Linked DNA regions of Homo sapiens: region 1 is linked to region 2. Evidence: read pairs that join two places in POLR2A ChIA-PET (ENCODE). Cell type or tissue: MCF 10A. All regions are shown on one strand.

Region 1 (8,000 bases), 200 kb before region 2:
TTTAAGACCAGCTTGACCAGCATGGTGAAACCTCATCTCTGCTAAAAATACAAAAATCAGCCAGGCGTGGTGGCACGTGCCTGTAATCCCAGCTACTCAGGAGGCTGAGGCAGGAGACTCACTTGAACCCAGGAGGTGGAGTTTGCAGTGAGCCGAGATGGTGCCACTGCGCTCCAGCCTGGGCAACAGAGCGAGACTCTGTCTCAAAAAAAAAAAAAAAAAAAGAAATAGATGCACTCTGTGGGCCTCGTCTTAGCCCATTTGTGCTTCTATAAGAAAACACCTTAGACTCTTCTTACAGTTCCGGAGGTTGGCAAGTCCAAGATCGAGGCACTGCGTTGGTGTCTAGTGAGGGCTGCTGTCTCTCCAAGATGGCACCTTGGGGCTGCACCCTCACATGGCAGAAGGTGGAAGGGCAAGAGAGCACTCCCTTCAATCTCAGGACCCATATAATAGTGCTGATGCCATTCATGAAGGTGGGGCCCTCATGATTCAATCACCTCCCAAAGGACACACCTCTTAATACTCTTGCACTAGGATTAAGTTTCAATGGGAATCTGGAGGGGATGCCATCATTCACGAGGGATAAAGCTAAGATGAGTGAGTGAAAGCTCTAGGAATATGGATTTTCAGTCTCATAGCTGCCTCAAGATATCGTCAGCTGCTGTTGGAAGGTTGCTGAGGTCCTCATCACAGGAGGCATTCGAATACTGGAAAACTAATTTTGGAGAATAGCACAAGAGGACTCAGTTCAAGACTAAGACTTTGGGGTTTTCCCTGGCAGGTTTTAATTTGGCCCCATGGGTAAAATGATGGATTACTGTCTCTTTGATCTGACATGTGATAATACTCATTGAACATCGATTCAGATGGGAGGCTGAGCCCTGCATGGGAGAAAGAGCAGAAAGCTGTGTGGGAAGGAGTGTGGTGGGAATGGTAGCAGCCTCAGCCTCTCCGTGTTCAGCAGGTAATCAGACCTTCCCCGACAGAAGGCAGCTCACCTGTTAGGTTGTTCCCCTACCTCGCTGTCTGGGGAATCCCAGTCCCCCATTCCCCCTGCCCCCACCACCCCAGCAGCTGATTGAAAAAATCTTCCCACTACAAATAAGGGGTCCCTATAGAGTCTGGGATCTAGCATGTTCTGCTTTCTGTTGCACTTTGGGGATCAGTCTAATGCCCCAGGGATGCAATAGTGCTCCTGACTCTGAAGTCAAAGGACCTTTTGCTGCCTGTCACTCAACCATAACTGGAGCTGACTGGGCTGATCTGTCCAGACAGCGCTCCCAACCTCCCTCCCTGGGTGACCTCCAAAGCTGCACCCTGTTCTCAGGAGGCATCTTCCCCGGCCAGAATCTCCATGCAAACCCCAAGGTTCTGTTGGAGGATACTGCAGGGTGGTCACGCCTCTGAGATGACTCTGCGGACCCTCCCAGCCCTGAGATCCCACGAGGCTTTCCTACCTAGGCCTCTGGAATGCCAGGAAAGGAAAGCCAAATGCTCAGGGCTCCTCACGCTCGCCCCAGTCCCTGGCAGAAGGGAAGCTGCCCTAAGTCTCGCTGGCTGCGGCAGTCCTCCTGGCTGCTGAGTGACTCATCAGCCTCAGCAGAGCCTACTGTGACTGGCGTAGCTCCTCCCACGCTTGCCCTGACCACCCCACTGGGAGAAGGTTCTCAGAACAGATAAGAACTAAGTAGCAGTTACTCTTGGCCTCTCTAAGGCAGGGGGACAAAACGGACCAGGCTGACCAGAGGCAAAACCATGGAGCAGGTGAAGGATGGTCCCAGACCCCTCTCTTCTGCCAGCTCCTCCCACCCTCTTGCCATCCAAAGCAACCCCATTCCCAAGTGGGGGAGCCTCTTTGAGCTCCTTACCCCAATCAGCCCTTCCTCCTACAGGGGCTGCATGCCCCCAGGAGCCCCCTCTGTCCTTGCCTCCCCTAGCCCCATTTCTTCATTGCCCCCCTTAACTGGAGGCCTGGAGGAAGACAAGTGTGTCAGGGAAAATAGTGCAAGACCTTGGAATAGGCAAAAAAGATGAATGGGTATCTATCTAGCACACCTTTTGAGGTTATCTTCATTTTTCATTGTCTTTGAGCTATTTTGCCACTCTGCAAGTTGTAGGAAACTCATAATCATGCAAATGGCCCTTATCCATAGCAACACAAATGAATTGCATCCAGTGGAATGTGGTTGAATACAGCGGAGTATCCTGCAGAATGCAATTGACTGTTGCCCTGTTGCGTGTTTGTGAATTGACTTCAGCATTCCTTACTGCCTATGTATGTGAGGTTCTTTGAACCAGTTGTAACATTGCACTGGTATCTTCCTTAATTAACAAGTTAAATGAAATCACTGGCACGTATTCATTTTATATTTGTATGAGACTCAAGATCTTACCTTTTATCAAAATTATCCACTGGGTGTGTTGACTCACACCTGTAATTCAAGCAATCTGGGAGGCTGAAGTAGGAGTATCTCTTCAGCCCAGAAGTTAGGGGCCAGCCTGGGCAACAGAGCAAGACCCCACCTCTACAAAATTAGAAAGTTAGCCAGGCATGGTGGTACACACCTTTAGTCTCAGCTACTTGGGAGGCTGAGGCAGGAGGATTGCTTGAGCCCAGGAGTTTGAGGCTGCAGTGAGCTATGGCTCCAACACTGCACTCTGGCCTGGGCCACAGAGTGAAACCCTATCTCAAAAAAAAAATTTTTTTTTTTTTGAGATGGAGTCTTTCACTGTCCCCCGGGCTGGAGTGCAATGGCGTGATCTCAGCTCACTGCAACCTCCACCTCCTGGGTTCAAGTGATTCTCCTGCCTCAGCCCCCTGAGTAGCCAGGATTACAGGCGCTTGCCACCACGTCCAGCTAATTTTTTGTATTTTTAGTAGAGACAGGGTTTCACTATGTTAGCCAGGCTGGTCTTGAACTCCTGACCTCAAGATCCACCCACCTCGGCCTCCCAAAGTGCTGGGATTACAGAGGTGAGCCACCGTGCCCAGCAAAAAAAAAAAAACTTTTTAAAAAAAATTTTGAAATGATCCTTTAGCAAGCTTGAAAGACCACCACACTAATTGGTGGTCTTTCAAGCTCTGTGGGTAAGAGCTGGAGGATGGAGCATTTAAGGGTTTCTGTATTTGGAATGTCCAGCAGGAACAGGGAGGGAAAGGGGGCAGCTGTCCCTGTCTACCCTCGACCCTACATTCTCCTCCAAGCCAACTCTGGCCTTGCCCATTTTCCTTTGAGACCGACTCGGAAGTTCCCAGGACTCGGCTGGGCGTGGTGACTCACACCTATAATCTCAGCACTTTGGGAGGCCAAGGCAGGCCGATCACTTGAGGTCAGGAGTTCGAGACCAGCCTGGCCAACATGGTGAAACCGTCTTTACCCAAATACAAAAAAACAAAGAAGAAGTTCCCAGGACTCTGCCTTTAAAAACTGTCCCAGAACCGCCCCACCCCCACCCTGCCACCCCCGCCACTCCGCCTGCCCATCTCTGCAGTTGCTGAGTAACAGTAAGGTCTTGCTGCTGCTGCTGCTGCTGCTGTCACTTTTCCCTTGAAATGACTTACAGCACTTACTTAATAACAAGCATTAGGGGATTACATGTCCAACACATGCTTTCGGGGTCACATTCAAACCGTAGCTGGGATGATAGCTAAAAGGCACAAGGACTTGGGTTTTTTCCAAGGTGATGAAATTCTCCAAAGTTGACTTAAGTGATGATTGCACATATCTGTGAATATGCCAAGAACCACCTGCCAAAAACACAACAGGTGAGTCACATGGTGACTTCATTTGCCAGGGCTACTATAACAGAATACAACAGACTGGGTGCCTTCAACCACAGAAACCTATTTCCTCACAGTTCTGGGGGCTGGAAGTCTAAGAGAAGGTGTCAGCAGGGTTGGTTTCTTCTTTTGTTTTTTTTTTTGAGATGAGGTCTCACTCTGTCTCACTGGCAGTGGTGTGATCATGGCTCACTGCAGCCTCCTGCTCCCAGGCTCAAGCGATTCTCCCACCTCAGCCCCCCGAGTAGCTGGGACTACAGGTGTGTGCCACCACAGCTGGCTAATTTTTGTACTTTTTGTAGAGATGGGGTTTTGCCATATTGCCCAGGCTGGTCTTGAATTCCTGGGCTCAAGCGATCCTCCCGCCTCAGCCTCCCAAATGACTGGGATTATGGGCATGAGCCACTGTGCCCGGCCCACAGGGTCAGTTTCTTCTGAGGCCTCTGGCCCTGAGTTGCAGATGGCCACCTTCTCCTGGTGCCTGGTGTCACAGGGTCCTTCCTCTGCCTGTGGGCATCTCTGCTGTTTCTGTATGAGTCCAAATCTCCTTCTCTCAGGAGAACATCAATTGTTAGATTGGAGCCCATCCTAACAGGCTCATTTTAACTTAATCACCTCTTTAAAGGTCTATTTCCAAATACAGTCACATTTTGAGGGACTGGGGATGAGGGCCTCAACATAAATTTTGGAAGGACACAGTTTAGGCCATATGAATTATATCTCAATGCAACTGTGTTTTAGAAAATGAGCGAAAGATCCCCACAGCTTTTGTCAAACAGGGGGCTCTTATTCCTCTCCAAGGGAGGCCACCATTTAACTTCCTCCCATATTTCTCCGGAATCAAAGGTGACTGTCTCAGCTTCCCCTAACCTCAAATGGGCAGGCCAGGCCACAGGCAGAGGTTGATGGTTTGGAGTCTAGCAGACCTGGCTTTTGCACCTGGTGGGACAGGTGGACTCTCTGGGCTTGAAGCATCTCTAGGAGCCTCAACCCCTGCAAGGAGCCAGGTGTCCCTCCAAACATCCACGAGGAAATCTAACCTGGCTCGCTGACATGTACCAGGCTCTGTTAGGGGAGGTACAAAGGGAGGCGACTGGAGGCGAGTCCCCACAAAGTAACCTGTGCCCTGCCTTCGGGGGTATCACCAGGGTGGTCGTTGGCCCCGACCTCAGGCGGCTCATAGCCTGGCCAGGACCACCCCACTCAAACCTGAACCCAGGCCTAAGGGTGGGTGGGAGAGCTGGGGGGACTGGAGACTGAGCTCCCTCATCCACTCTCTTTCCCCAGCACCACAAGGGCTCCACACAGATGACCTGAACACAGAACAAATGGGGCTCACCATGGCAGCCGCCAGCAGTGGGTGTCTGAGGCAGGCCCTGGAGGGCCAGCTCCCTCTCCCAAGGCACACCGCCCACCAGGCTGCCTGTTGGAGCCTGTAGCCCCTGCCGATGCATCGGAAGGGCGATGCCTCCAAGATTTCGGGCCGTCTCTCCTTCTGTTGTGAATTGCTCTCCTGTGTGCTCCTGGCAGGCCTGGCACCTTCAAAGCATTCTGTGGATATTAACTAATTAGTGTAAACACTGCAATGCAGTGATGACCTATTAGGAGGCTGTTGTTGGTATCAGATGATTAAAGGTGGTGAAAGCCTCCCCGACAGCTCTTCTGGGACTCAGCTCCAACTTTTCTCCCTGCAAGCCTGGTCTCATGGCCTGGAGAAGCATAATGAGGTCAGAGTCTGGTGAATTCAGAGTAGGTAAGAAAACGCAGTGCCTGCTGCCTCCGCCAGCTAACCCAAAGAATCTGTGGCAATGGCTGCTCAAGAAGAAATCTTGGCCTGGACTACAGGAGACAAGAAGTTTGGACTCACGTGTGACCAAAGGATCTGGGACTCCCAGTGTCCATAGGTCAGCGCACAACTAGTGCCAAGGAGGACCCTAAAAGGAGAGCCATGCGGCGGGGAGGGTCACAGGAGCCAGGGGGCTGGCTGCTGGGCCCTGCTGGGACACTGACCGGCTCCCTGATCTCTGGAAAGTCACCTCATTCATTCATTCAACAAACTCTCCAAAGCATTAAAAACATAGATACCTGCATTCTTGTCTCATCAGCAAATCACGGCACTCTTGCCTTCTAAATTTATCCAGAATCAGCCACTTCTTACCTTCCCCAAATATCATCATGCGATGACTCCAGTAGCCTCCCAACAGCTCCCCATGCTTCCCCTAGCCCCCCGTCCCCCGCAGTGTCGGAACACATCGAGTGTCAACACAGCAACCTCTTTGGCTCAGAAAACCCCAGCGGCCTTCATCCTCATCAGAGGAAGCACACAACCCTCACAACTTCCTTCTCTCACTCCCAACAGGCCTTCTTGCCTTCCTCCACGGCACCCAGCGCATTCTGCTTTAGGGCCTTGACACTTGCAGTTCCCTGTGCCTTGAGCCGTCTCCCGCCAGAAACCGTTTGGCTCGCTTCTTCACCTTCCCCAAGAGGTCTTCCCTGTCCACACCATCTAAACAGCGATCAGCAAACTTTTTCTGGAAAGGGCCAGAATGTAAACATTTTCAGCTTTGCAAGCCGGGCAGTCTCCGCAGCAACTCTTCAACTCCAAGGCAGTCCTCGGCCACACATGCATGGAGGAAGAGCGCTGTATTCCAATAAAACTTTATTTATAAACACTGGCTACCATGGACTGATTTGACCCAGGGACCGTTGTTTGCCAACAGCTGATCTAAAAAATCAACTCACCATTCCCTCCTCTCTCCTCAGCTCAGTTGTTCTTGGTGGTATGCATTGACATGTGATATGTAGACAATTGTCTACCTCTTTGTCACCTGCCTCTGCCACTGGAACATCAGCTTCACAAGAACAAGGACTCGGTCTATTTTGCTTATTGCTGTATCTCTAAATCCTCAGACAGTGTCTGGCATACAATCAGCACTCGTATTAAAAATAAATACAAGCCACACATTATGCATCGGGGAGGAGGCCACCCACTGGCTTCTACAAAGATCTGGGTTCTGTAACGAAATCTTTTCAGCGTGGGTTTCTCTAAGGAGCAAGCAGGAAGAACAGGTATGAGGAGCAAGACCTTCAGACCAGCCCACTGCCTGGAGACTTTGGACTCAAATGAAAAGCACTGTCTGAGCCTTGTTTGGAAAGGAAACTCTCCAGTGTCTGAGCCTCATAATCAACCAGCAGGAATGCTTGTGACATTTCACAACAAATAATAACAATTTCTTACCTCCGTGGGCTTCCTAAGAGGCAGTCATACTGGCTCATTTGACTTGCACATACCTGTGAGTGGGTAAGTTCTATATTTTACCGATGAGGTACACAAAGCGCAGATAGCCTTGCCCAAGGTCACACCGGGAGGAAGCAGCCGGAGCCAGCCCAGAATCCAGGCTTCCAGCTTCCACCGCAGTGCTGCTCTGACACATCCTCCTTACAGGCCAGCCTCCTGTTTCCCCGATGCATAAGCCAGTGCTAACGCCACATATCACTTAACAGATATTCGCCGAGTCCCTATGTTATGCAAGAAACTGAACTAAGTGCAATGCAGGAGGTAAAGATACTCAAGTAAGTCCTGGTGGTAAAGAGACTCTACAGGAGAGCCAGTCTGACCTTCCAAGGCAGGAATCTCCTTCTCGGCATCGCATGCTGGTTATTCCTGTAAACCGAAGTCATCACAAACTTAAAACAACAGCTTAAAACAGCAGCTTAAAACAACACGCATTTGTTATCTCACAGTTTCTGTGGGTCAGGAGTCTGGGTGTGGCTTAGCTGGGCCCTCTGCTTCAGGGTCTCATCTAAAAGCTATAGCCAAGATCAGAGCTGCAGGCTTCTCTGAGGCTCAACCGAGGAAGGATCTGCTTCCCAGCTCCCATGGATGGTCGCAGCATTCAGTTGCTTGTGGCTTCTTAAATGGAAAGCCTCACTTTCTTGCTGGCTATTGGCCAGAGGTCACCATCATGTCATGCATTGGACAGAGGCTGCTGTCAGCTCCTTGCTTTGTGGGCCTCCCCAGTGTGGCCACTTACTCCATCAAGGCCAGCAAGAGAGTCTCTCAGCAAGACAGATGTCACAATCTTATGAAATCACAAGAGTGACATCCCGTCACTTTGCTGTATTCTCTTGCAACGTTAAAGGCAAGTCACAGGTGCTGCTTGCACTGAAGGCGAGAGGACTGCATAAGGCCGTGAACACCAGCAGGTAGGACCGT
Region 2 (8,000 bases):
CTTTTGGTAATAGAGCCAAATTAAATTCAGATTTAAAGCTCTTCCTCCAAGTTGCTTTTGGAACTTGATAGACTAATTCCAAACTTCATCTAGAAGAGCGAATGTACGTGAATAGAAGAGCCAAGAGACTGAAAAAGCATAATGAGCTATCACTTTGAGCTGTGATCCTCTAGTAATTTTAACAGCGTGTTTCTAGGGCAGGAGTAAACACAGATCCAGGAACTATGATATAAAGAGAGCAGGGGGAAAAACAGATGTATACACGGAGAGTTGCAGATCACTGAGAAAATAGTGGTTCAGATCAATATCGAGTGCTAGAAAGCCATATGCAAGACAAATATAAGAACTACAGAAAGATGACGTAAGAGAGTATTTTCTAAATCTTGGGATAAAATTTTAATCATAAGCCATGAAAAGAAAGACTGACAAGTTTGAGTGTATAAAAATTTAAAAGTTTTGTACATGAATATGAATAAAATCTGAGAGGACATGTTTACAGTGTAAATAGCAAAAGATAAATATCTCAAAAATACCAAGTGTTCCGACAAATCAAAAGAAAAACAGTCCCATAGAAGAATGGGCAAAGAATGTGAACGGGAAGATCATAGAACTACCACAAATGGGTCCTAAGTATGTTGAAAGTATTCCCTTGTGGCTGGGTGCGGTGGCTCACGCATGTAATCCCAGCACTTTGGGAGGCCGAGGCAGGTGGATCACGAGTTCAGGAGATTGAGACCATCCTGGCTAACACGGTGAAACCCCATCTCTACTAAAAAAAAAAATACAAAAAATTAGCCGGGCGTGGTGGCGGGCGCCTGTAGTCCCAGCTACTCGGGAGGCTGAGGCAGGAGAATGCCGTGAACCCGGGAGGCGGAGCTTGCAGTGAGCTGAGATGGTGCCACTGCACTCCAGCCTGGGCGACAGAGCGAGACTCCGTGTCAAAAAAAAAAAAAAAAAAAAGTATTTCCTTGTAATCAGGGAAAAGATAAATGGAAACAGCATTGATAGATCACTTTTCACTTACCAAATTGTCAAAACTTTAAATCTTGTTAATATTCCTCTATTGTAATAACACAGTACTATGGATTGAGTGCTTATCATTTGCAAGATCCAATTGCTTTACACATATTAACTCATTTAATCTTCTCAAGACCCTGTAATCACCGCAGGCGACCAGCGAGAGTGTGGGAAAAGGCGACGCTGGTGTGCTGTTGGTCGGAATGTAAGGAGGCATGTGGCAGGATTTATCAAAATGTTGGGTAATATGACGTAGTACATCCTGCAGACACCTAGAGCACAGCTCTTTACTGACGACTGAATGCTCTGCATTTGTCCTCTGCCCAGTGGCATGAATTAATAACAGGCAAGTTGGAACGTGTCGAGAGGCAGTAGGGACAAAAACAGAGTTGACTGTATTCGTTACAGAACAGGCACAGGTGTAGATAGCATTAGTCTTCCAGTGACCAGCAATCTCACTTTATCCTGTGATGATAAAGAGCAGCCTGTGTTTGAGAACCAGTTGAACTTTTGCTAGGCTGCAGGTCCCCACAGAACAGCAATTTCAAATCTTGCCCCCCCCCCCCACTCCCTACCTCTTACCAGGTCAGCCATCCCCTCTGTTCTTGGTGTCACCTTCTTGCCGTCACCCACGTTGGCCTGGGCATTGGGCAGAAGCTTCATTGGTTTTGTAGCGTTATTGATGTCAACAAGTATCCCATTTTAGAAGGTAACCAAGACTTCTAATACTTGCATGCAAAAATAAGTCCTAGATGCTTTTAATATTCGATAATGCTGATGTTGAAGTGAAATTCAGTCAAGTGAAACCAATTTTGTAATGGGCTGACAATTCTAAATGGAGCTTTCCAGCGTCCAGCTGACCCTCCTGCCAGTGGTTAATGCTGTGGCTGTTGTCAGGCAGCATCCTGTGGCTGCCATCCCTCGTGGGAAACACAGGCTTGCACACAAGGGCATCCAGAGCAGACAGGGCAATAAAGGCCTAGAAATGCCCACTAAGGACTGGGAGAACAACAGAGGGGAGCCTACAACAAGCCCGAGAGGAGGAGGGCCTGTGGGCATTTCAGCTGTCAAAGGGCTGTCCTGAGAGCCCGCTGCCCCCAGGCAGCCCCAGAGGACAGAGGTGGAACAAGAGTGGCGGAAATGTAGGGTGGTAGGCAGGGTTTTCAGATTTCTGGAAGAACTTTTATTCCTTCCCCCTTCACTGGCAGTAGCCAAGGAGAGATAGTCAGTTATTGCCAATGGTGGAAGGGCTTCTGCAAGACAGGTAGGCCAGGGTGCCTCCCAGCCCTGGTTCCAGGTTCTCTTTAGGTAAAGACTGTTATCAGCAAATGAAACATTGGCCTTCTCATAAAATAATACAGGGGAAACTAGATTTGTAAATTCATGTATTGATTTGGATGGGAGTATATTTAGCCAAATAGCAACAGATCTTAACTGGGAAGATGAGTATTAGTACGTACAGTGATTTCCAGAGATTCCAAAGAATGCCACCTGATCATGTCAGGTTCAGTGCAGATTATGTTTTGCAAGTCTGCAGGATAGCTCCAGCTTGAAACACTTGAGAGCTTTTATCTTTAAAAAATAATAATAATAATAAGTTCTTGTGCCAAAGGCAGAACAATGTATTGTTTTGGTGGCTGCTTTGTACATTTATAAACAGAGGCTTTGATTAATATACGGCAGTGTTTGCTACTTAGATCTTTTTTAGATAGAGGCAGGAAAGTAATTAAGAAGCTGGACACTTGCCAGTTTACATATGGGGCTCATTTAGAATATTACAGCTAGTGTTGGCATGCCAAATGTTTAGGAGTTGTTTAGAAAAAGGGAGAAAGAAGGAGCGGAAAACAAAGGCAGGATGAGAGAGCCGCAGTTTATTCGCCTGCAGCCAATAGGCAAAATGCCGTTATTCTTTTGGCTGACTTTCAAAAACACAGAAGAAAAGTGGCTGTGATGCTAATTGTAACTGGGTCCTGAAGTGAAAATGTTTGTGACAATCGAAAGAATTTAAAGAGGAAGGAAGATCGGTTTAGTGTCAGCTGCAATTAGATAATCAAAGCTGTAAAATCCCATCCGTCCATGCCTCCGCCCCTAGTTGAAGGGGATGAGTCGGGTGCCTCCTGGAGTAGAAAGGGCATTGCCCAGCCCTGCCCGGCTTGCGGCCGCGGGCGCCCGCGGGTGGCCCGGACGCAGACTGGCCCCGGGAGCTTCCTGGCAGCTCCCTGGCAGCTCTACAGGAGGCGGCTCTCGCTGTACCCAGCCGACATGTTGTAGCGAGAGGCCAGGCGAGCCTCGATGCAGGCGTAGAGGCAGCTGTGCACGCGAGGTGGCGTCTCCTAGGAGGGTTGGGCGGCACCGTCTGCAGGTATTTCCTCACCCGTCAGCCCCTCGTAGAGCAGGAGAAACGGAACAAACACGGAACAAATAGTGGCTGCTTCTCGCCAGTCCGTTTGTGACATAACATTCCAGCGTGTGAGTGGTAGCCCGGCGTCCCTAAGCTCTTGGCTGCAATTCAGATTGGATAAAATGGCGTCTTGGAAAAGAGCTGCTTGCTAAAGATCTGCCGCACGGAGCAGAGACTTACCCATGGCTTTCCCTACTGTGGTTTCTCTCTGCTGGGCTGGCACGGGCAGGCCTTCCCAAATTAGGAAGCAAGCCTCCTTTGCCCCCAGTTTCCTTCTTTATTTAATAGACTCTTAACCTTGAGGAAGCAATCTCATTTTACTGCCGTTTTGAAGAAAAACACAAGGCAACAAACTTATTCTTTTGGACACTATTTGTGTTTCCAATAAATCTTGTACTGTGTTCTGCGTTTCATAATTCCTTGTATTTATAGTAGTTGACAGATGAAATGTTTGGGAGTCTGTCCAGCAATGGAATTTTGAATTCAAAGTACTTTCTCCCTGAGATCTTTACACCCAGTAAATGCAGTAGAGGGGGAGGCATCTTTGGTTTTCAAAAGCTGAAGGCTGTTGTAGCATTTATCCTGCCCCTGAAAACCAAGCAGCGAAGGATTTGTGGTATCAGTAAGCCTTAGTAAACGTATACTATCAACTGTTGAAAGCATTGCGAACTAGTTTTTATAATACATATTATTTCAGTTAAAAGGACTGTGATGATAAAGAATGAACACATTTACTATTTGTCAGTGTTAGTACCAGTACAGCATTCTGCACACCTCTGAGTAAATCTTGTCCACACTTTCATATCTGATTAAATCTGATACCTAATTAAAATTTTGCTTACTATGGCTTTTGGAAGCTCTTCATTAAATATTTTCCAGGAAAATTTTATCTTTATATGCTAACATTTTGGAATTTAAAGACAAAGGAAAGCTTTTCTCTTTCAACCATGCTATTATGTAATCCTTTTTAATTTAATCACTTAAGACAGTTACGTTGCTTAGATTTTTATAGACACCTATTTATAGACTGTAAACCACTTAACAGCAGAAGAAAAGAGAATTTAACGTTATACATGAGCTTCATTTCTTTTTTCTTTTTAAGGCTTTTTTTAGGGGAAAAATTATTTGATAATAGAATGTTGTGGTGGGAAGAGCACTAGATTATATTCTGAAAACTCAGATTTCAGTTCATTCCTTACTGTTTATTAGTTACAAACCCTGGCCACTTAGCCTCTCTGAGCCTGTTTCTTCATCTGTAAAACTGACATTGTTTGTAAGGGTCAGCTAAGCCGACGTGTATGGAAATACTTCAAACTCCGAAATGGTATAAAGTATGTGATGTCTTGGTTCATTTCAGAGTTTTCATTCATTTCAAAATGGCTGCTCTTAAAATTCGGTCATTTCACAGATTTTTTTTTTTTTTTTAACGAAATTTAACCTTTTAGACTGCATTTTCATTTTTGGAGTAAATCCTGGTATTCTGATTAAAAGAATATGTGGTGATGGTGGTGATGATGATGGTGCTATTGGTGATGGTGATGATGGAGTTGGTGATGATGGTGGAGATAACAATGATGGTAGTGGTCATCATGATGCTGGTGGTGATCATGGTGGTGGTGCTGATGGTGGTGGTGGTGGTGTTGGTGATGACGGTGTTGGTGATGGTCGTAACAGTGGTGATGGTGGTGGTGGTGATGATGAGGAAGAGGAGACATTCAGGGATTTGATAGAACTAAAAGCATATTTTAATTAGCTCAGTATGCAATACAGTCCCCGGTTTGGGGGTTTTGTATGTATAATTTTCAGAGAGATTCCTAAGCCTACCCTTCAAAAAAGAGCTTATAAGTAGTAGGTGCTTTTCTCTTTCTCCGTGAACCTGCATTGAATTTTCAGTAAAATTAATTTGTGAAGAGCCAGATCATTTGATGAGGTGGAAGAACCAAGAAGTAAGGAACAAGAGAGCAGCTGAAGTATGGAAAAAAAGGAAAAAAGAATAGCAGTATGTCTCATAATGGTAGCCAAAGGTGGAATGTCAGCAGCTGCAGCCTGAAACTTCAGTGGGCTGGGCTGGGCTGGGCACACTCCCTGCTCCTCTCCTGTGACAGAAGATGTACCAGGCCACAGTGTGGCCCCGAGGCTGCAGCCTATCCCAAGAAGTGCAAGGAGGCTATAGAGGTGGGAGAAAAGAGATGGTTGGTTGGTTGATTGGTTCCTTCTTAAGTAAAATAGCATTGTTCCAAATTGACTTCTATAGTAAAACATATTTTTTATAATTTTTTTTATTTCTGTGGGTACATAGAAGGTATATATATTTATGGGTTACATGAGATATTTTGATACAGGCATGCAATGTGTAATAATCACATCAGGATAAATGGGGTATCAGTCATCTCAAGTATTTATCCATTGTGTTACAAATAATCCTATTATACTCTTTTATGTATTTTTTAAATGGACAGTGAAATTATTTTTAGCTATAGTAAGCCTGTTATGCTAGTAATTACTAGGTCTTATTTATTCTTTCTGATTATTTTTTGTACCCATTAACCCTTCTCCACTTCTCCCCACCCCTCACTCTCGCACTACCCTTCCTAGCCTCTATCTTCATAAGTTCAATTATGTTCGTTTTTAACTCCCACAAATAAGTGAGAACATGCAAAGCTTGTCTTCATGTGCCTGGCTTATTTTAATTAACATAGTGACCTCCAGTTCCATCCATGTTGTTGCAAATGACAGGATCTTATTCTTTTTATGGCTGAACAGTATTCCATTGTGTATATCTGCCATATTTTCTTTATTCATCTGTTTATGGACACATAGGTTGCTTCCAAATCTTGGTTGTTGTGAGTAGTGCTGCAGCAAACATCGAAGCTCTCTCTTCAATATACTGATCTCCTTTCTTTTGGGTATATACCTAGGATTGAGGTAGTATAACTTATTATCAAACCCTATCTATGTTTTCAACATAGATTCATAGTCTCAGTTGTAATTTTTTCTAACTAAAAAAGATTTTGAGCTATCAGTTCCTCTTGTACTAACTTCTCTGAATAGATAACCCAGTATTTTTGCAAGTAACTTCAGTTAAGTTGGTTGCTAGTCAACATGGCAACCTAAGCTTAATCTTAACTTTACCTTCAAGACTGAAAATTTAAGCATCATTTATATTACTAGCAAACTGCTTTCAAGTATTGATAAGAATTATTCATTCATTCAATGTATGTTTATTTACTGCTTCTTCTCTGTCAGATACTCTGCTGAACACTGGCAGTAAAAATAGAGCCAGAATAGGTACGCCTTGCCTTCATGGTGTTTACAGCCTAGAGGGAGAACCAGCCAGTCACACGATGACTCACACTAGAATGTGTGCTCCATGAGAGAAAGAAGTCGTTCATCTTGTTTATGGCTGTGTCCCCAGCACAGTAGCTGCATATAGGAGGCACTCAATAATAGTTATTGTTTCAATTGAGTTGGCAAGCTCTGGGCCCATGAGCCACATCTGGCCCATCACCTATTTTTGGAAATAAAGTTTTGTTGGCACACAGCCACACTCATTCTGCTTTTGTGCCACAGCAGCAGAATTGAGTAGTTGTGACAGAGACTATATGGCCCACAAAGCCTAAAGCATTTTGGCTATTAGGCCCTTTACAGAAATTGTTTGCCACCCTGGTTGGTCTAAGTGACTTGAAAGGAAGACTGTTACAATGAATGTATGAGGGAGTCCTAACTAGGGAACAAAAACGTCCCAAATTAAATGTCCATGGATTTGAGATGGGAAAAAAGAATAGACATTGAGCCCAGGCAGGGGATGGCACCTTTAACAGCCCTGTCTTTGGGAGGGCAGGACACAGATGGCACCTCAAGGAACTGTCTGGAGCACAGAGCAGGAGAAAGAATGATATGAATGGCCTCAAAAGAGACCCAACCATTGGTGACCCACTGGGCATTCATTTGGAAAAGAGCACTGTATGCAGTGTTGAGCACATTATTGTGGGTGGGGCAGTAGGGGGCATGGGAAGAGACCTGTTGGAAAGTTATTTACAGTAATCCAGTCAAGACATGAGGGTGCTTGGAACAGGGGCAGTCAGAGGGAAGTTTTATTTCTTGTTTTAATGGAAAAGGTTCTAGAAATACCCAATATGTAAACTCAACAGGCATGACTTCATCCTTATGGCATCCTATATGGCCATCCTTAGGGCACTTCAGCTATTGGGGATGGATATTGGCCTTTGTAGAAGTGACTTTGCTTCCTGCCAGTATTGCCCCATTGGTGGTTATTTTGCTGTGGCATAGTTGAGATCTACACCTCAAAGCCCGGGAAGGTCTGAGTAGGCGGCGTCATTGTAGTGGAAGTGGTTCCCTCAGAAGATGGACGTGCTTGTTCAAAGCAGTCTGGGCTGTACAAGTGCAGCTGATTGGTGACTTCAGCTAGAACTCAGATTGTAGCACTATGCATGTATGGTTTTGTTTGCCCAGGAAGCATATATTGTTTGCCTATATGTGGCAAGCATTTTGAATGGAAAACTAAAAAGATATTTGCCACGCCCTCAAGGAACTCACCTTCAGAAATTAGACACTTAATTCA

The links. Peaks named below come from ENCODE experiments on the same cell type or tissue, not always from the same donor. Only the 100,000 strongest peaks of a DNase experiment are listed, where the experiment ranks them.
Region 1: POLR2A ChIA-PET joins it to region 2 with 5 read pairs; 1 of 35 experiments calls an interaction of 5 or more read pairs at or near these places.

Annotation. Positions count from the first base shown.
Region 1 is chr17:77,833,082-77,841,081 of GRCh38, forward strand. LOC105371908 (a long non-coding RNA gene) reads right to left here and starts at 7,557. Exons shown (of 4, transcript XR_935001.2): 1 at 7,403-7,557. In MCF 10A, no CTCF peak of the experiment used is centred here; DNase peaks (open chromatin) are centred at 1,590 and 3,690.
Region 2 is chr17:78,037,739-78,045,738 of GRCh38, forward strand. All of the region lies in intron 4 of TNRC6C (trinucleotide repeat containing adaptor 6C), which reads left to right. Among named protein-coding and RNA genes, the nearest start is that of TNRC6C, 83 kb to the left of the region's middle. In MCF 10A, no CTCF peak of the experiment used is centred here; a DNase peak (open chromatin) is centred at 3,443.